Linked DNA regions of Homo sapiens: region 1 is linked to region 2. A link is an interaction called in ENCODE POLR2A ChIA-PET data of the cell type or tissue named here. Cell type or tissue: Panc1. All regions are shown on one strand.

Region 1 (2,500 bases), 210 kb before region 2:
TTCCCCACACAGGGTTGCTTAACCTCTATCAACATAAAGTTTCTTCTCAAATGGGATTGTTTTCATTTTAAGGTCAGATTTATTGAAATGTACAGTTATGAGTTTTGACAAGTGTATACAACCATGTAACCACCCCATCCCTACCAAGATAAATAATATTTCCATCACTCCAAGAAGCCCTCTATGCACATAGGACTCAACTCTTTATAGTGAGCATAAGGTGATGTCATCTGCATATATAAAACTCAGAATTCTGGAGTTGAAAAGATTGATCTGGGCTAGGCACAGTGGCTTATGCCTGTACTCCCAGCACTTTGGGAGGCTGAGGCAGGTGGATTACCTGAGGTCAGGAGTTTGAGACCAGTGTGGCCAACGTGGTAAAACTCCATCTCTACTAAAAATACAAAAATTAGCAGGGCATGGTGGCAAACACTTGTAATCCCATCTACTCAGGAGGCTGAGACATGAGAGTCACTTAAACCCGGGAGGCAGAGGTTGCAGTGAGCCAAGATCGTGCTACTGTGCTCCATCCTGAGTGACAGAGCAAGACCCCGTCTCAAAAAAAAAAAAAGAAAAAGAAATAAAAGATTGATCCATAATTTTAATACAGCACATCTGAAAAAGTTGCAGTTTCCAGGCTGACTTCAAATGAGCTCTTAGTTCTGATAACATTCAGGCAGGATGTGTGGACCTAGGGACTTTGACCCTAATGATACTTTTATGTAAAGCTAAGCATAATAAAGTACTTGATATGGTTGTTAGCAACCCAGATATTTATTCTTTTTTTTTTTCTTGTTGAGACAAGGTCTCACTCTGTCACCCAGGATGGAGTGCAGTGTCACAATCTCAGCTCACTGCAACCTCTGCTTCCTGGGCTCAGGTGATCCTCCCACCTCAGCCTCCAGAGCAGCTGGGTCTACAGGCATGTGCCACCATGCCCAGCTAATTTTTGTATTTTTTTTTTTTGTAGAGTGGGGTTATGCCATGTTGCCCAGGCTGGTCTCAAACTCCTGGACTCAAGCCATCTGCCCTCCTTGAACTCCCAAAGTGCTGGGATTACAGGTGCGAGCCACCATACCCAGCCACATTTATTTATTTATTATTTATTTTAGATACAGGGTCTTGCTCTGTTGCCTAAGCTGGAGTGCAGTGGCAACATCCACGATCATAGCTCACTGCAACCTCCAAGTCGTGGGCTCAAGCAATCCTCCTGCCTCAGTCTCCCAAGTAGCTAGGACTATAGGTGCACACCGCCACACCTGAGTAACTTTTAAAAATTATTTTTTGTAGAGACAAGTCTCGCTATGTTGCCCAGGCTGCTCTCAAACTCCTGGGCTCAAGCAGTCCTCCTGACTTGGCTTCCCAAAGTGCTAGGATTACAGGCATGAGCCACCATGCCCAACCAGCAATGAGGACATTTAGTAGGTACGTTCAGATTTTATCCTGTCAAGGAAAAAAAGCCCTACTTTAAAAATATACTTAGTACAGACTATATTTCACAAATTGTAGCTCTAGCTTTCCATCATGCTTTATTACTATAAAGGAGAGTAGAACTTAGAATGAATAAAACCTAATTGATTCAAATGCAAACGAAAGTAGAAATAAAGACTGTAAGCAGTATACACTGATTTTTAACTGAAAAAGGATCATACTCGGCTGGGCATGGTGGCTCATGCCTATAATCCCAGCACTTTGGGAGGCTGAGGCAGGCGGATCACCTGAGGTCAGGAGTTTGAGACCAGCCTGGCCAACATGGCAAAACCCCATCTCTACTAAAAATACAAAAATTAGCCAGGCGTGGCGGCATGAGCCTGTAATCCCCACTACTTGGGAGGCTGAGGTGGAAGAATTGCTTGAACCCAGGAGGCAGAGGTTGCAGTGAGCAGAGATTGCACTATTGCACTCCAGCCTGGGCATTAAGAGAAAACCTCATCTCAAAAAAAAAAAAAAAAAAAAAAAGAATTATACTCGATTCTCATTACTCACAGTAGTTATGTTCTGTAACATCACTGGCAACCCCGAATTAGCAAATATTGAACCATTTTTCCTAGAGGAAATACAGGGTTAGCTTCCTGTAGGCCCCTGGTCACATTTTCTTGAATCGATTAATACACAACCTTGTATTATATGTCCTGCTTAAAGACATCCTATTTAATACATAGTTGGTTAATTAACATTGAACCTAGTATCTCCCCTGAACAAAGCTTATCTAACACATATTCTCTCCTACAATGACATAGCCTTCTTATGCTTAGGAACACTGGTGAACATTTTAGCACTACACTTGGAACTATTTTAAACAGTGAAATCACCAACAAAAAGCATAAAATGTGAAAAATATGGCTCTAAACAGACACTGAAAAGGACACCAGTTTACAAACAGGAAGGCAAAGATCATCTTATTTGAGGTCAGCTGGGAACATGCATGTTGAGTGACTCAGATTTTTCACAACTCTATACATGTCCACAAATTACCCTGAAAACACTACAAGTTATTTAT
Region 2 (2,500 bases):
AATAGCCAATCATCTACTGCCTGACAGCACAGTGGGAGGGACAAGGATCGGGATGTAAACCCACGCATTCAAGCCGGCAACAGCAACCCCCTTCGGGTCCCCTCCTTTTGTATGGGAGCTCTGTTTTCACTCTATGTCACTCTATTAAATCTTGCAACTGCAAAAACAAACAAACAAACAAAAACAAACTAAAAATAGAGCTACCATATGATCCCAGCAACCCCACTGCTATCTGTGTTAATATAACCCAAAGAGAGGAAATCAGTATATCGCAGATATCTGCACTCCTTTGTTTGTTGCTGTACTGTTCACAATAGCCAAGATTTGGAAGCAACCTAAGCGTCCATCAACAAATGAATGGATAAAGAAAATGTGGTATATACACAATGGAGTACTATTCAGCCACAAGAAGGAATGAGATCCTGCCATCTGCAACCACATGGGTGGAAATGCAGTTCATTATGTCAAGTAAAATAAGTCCAGCACAGAAAGACAAACATTGCATGTTCTCACTTATTTATGGAATCTAAAAATCAAAACAATAGAACTCATGGACATAGAAAATAGAAAGATGGTTCCTAGAGGCTGGGAAGGGTAGTCGGGGAGTCAGGGGAGAGGTGGGAAAGGTTAATGGGTATAAAAGAAAAACTGAAAGAACGAATAAGACCTAGTCTGGGCACGGGGGCTCACGCCTGTAATCCCAGCACTTTGGGAGGCCGAGGCGGGCAGATCACTTGAGCCCAGTAGTTCAAGATCAGAGTGGGCAACATGGCAAAAACCCATCTCTATTTTTAAAAAGATTTAAATTAAAACAAACAGAACAAAAAAACACAGGCCAGGCACGGTGGCTCATGCCTATAATCCAAGGACTTTGGGAGGCTGAGGTGGGCGGATCACTTGAGGCCACCAGGAGTTGGAGAAGAGCCTGGCCAACACGGCAAAACTCCATGTCTACTAAGAACACAAAAATTAGCTAGGCGTAGTGGCACACGCCTAATCCCAGCTACTTGGGTGGCTAAGGCACAAGACTTGCTTGAACCGGGGAGGCAGGGGTTGCAGTGAGCCGAGATTGCGTCACTGTACTCCAGCCGGGGTGACAGAGCGCGACCTTGTATCCAAAATAAAAAATAAAAAAAAAGAATGAATAAGACCTACTATGTGATAGCACAACAGGGTGACGATAGGCAATAATTTAAAAACAACTAAAAGAGTGTAATTAGATTTTAACACAAAGGATAAATACTTGAGTGGATGGATACTCCATTCTCCATGATATGATTATTACACACTGCATGCCTGTACGAAAACATCTCATGAACCCCATAAGTATATACACTATGTTTCATAAAAAAAAATAATCATAATAATCCCAGGCTTCATTTCACTTTTTTAAAAAATACTGTTTTACAACATACTAATATACCATGTCTATTTTAATATGCATTTCTATATGCTATATGCTATAGCTAATAAATTAATTCACTCAAAAAATATTTACTGAGTACCCATTCTGTTATGCTGCTTTGGTTTTTTCTTTTTCAGGCACCTCTACTATTTGTCTTCTTTGCCTATCTTTCTTATCGTTACTTTTTCTTGAATCTTTTAAATCTATTTTATTTTTTAAAATTTCATCTTTCCACTGCCGATTGTTTTCTCAAATGGTATCATTTGCTCGTCTTGCTTCTATTTGAGGCTCAGCTCTGCATTTTTTTTTCATTTACTTCTAACTTTCTCTGTCATCTCATTCTCACATTTTCATAATTGATACACGTTGTTCTTTCATGTCTTACCTCATTTTCTTAATGCCTTTTAACTCATTGTGAAATAGATAATAGTTTTGGTTATAATTTTGGTCTATTTTGTGTGCATTTTTTTCATTGCAAGTTTTTATGTCTGGAGAGATACTCTGTCCCTTTTTCTCGTATAATAACTTTGTATGTAATTTGATCTCAATACCTTTCTGTAGCTCATTTTTATGTGAATTTAATTTTCTTGAACTTTTAGAATGAGTAGAGGTTCAGGGAATATAAGTTCACAAAGCTGTTTCTGGGTAGTGTTAAAAAATACAGTGGTTTGCTTTGTGGTTTGTTTTCTAAGATTTCTTGATTCTATGACTTTGCCTCACTTTTATATGGTCTATCTCCTTCTCTTCTTGTCTCTATTGTCCCTTTCATAAAATTTTATTCCACTTCCAGCATAACATTTCCGTAAGACTTTATTCCACTCCCTTTTCCTTAGGGCTCTGGTCTAGAATGGCACCTTGGCAAGTCAGTTTTGAGTGTTCACAGGAGGTAGACTACTCCTGCCTGTTTGGTCTTTCTTATGGTAGACCTTCACCCAGTCAATAATGGAGTGAATAAAACTCCTCTGTTTCAGCTACCGCTATCTAATTGGCCAGCACAGTCTTTTAGTGGATACCGCTGGCTATTCTGGAATTCTGTTCTAAGGTTCATCAGATGTTGCCCCATTGCTTCCTTCTCGCTTTTGCACAGATGGCAAT

Evidence for each region. ChIA-PET counts read pairs that join two places held together with the same protein. Peaks named below come from ENCODE experiments on the same cell type or tissue, not always from the same donor. Only the 100,000 strongest peaks of a DNase experiment are listed, where the experiment ranks them.
Region 1: POLR2A ChIA-PET joins it to region 2 with 5 read pairs; 2 of 35 experiments call an interaction of 5 or more read pairs at or near these places.

The regions. Positions count from the first base shown.
Region 1 is chr3:142,235,665-142,238,164 of GRCh38, forward strand. No RefSeq gene overlaps it. Among named protein-coding and RNA genes, the nearest start is that of GK5, 11 kb to the left of the region's middle. In Panc1, no CTCF peak of the experiment used is centred here; no DNase peak of the experiment used is centred here.
Region 2 is chr3:142,443,493-142,445,992 of GRCh38, forward strand. The region is part of intron 1 of XRN1 (5'-3' exoribonuclease 1); the gene reads right to left. Among named protein-coding and RNA genes, the nearest start is that of XRN1, 3.3 kb to the right of the region's middle. RefSeq lists a silencer at 589-795 and an enhancer at 2,371-2,500. In Panc1, no CTCF peak of the experiment used is centred here; no DNase peak of the experiment used is centred here; H3K4me3 peaks cover 359 bases; H3K27ac peaks cover 857 bases.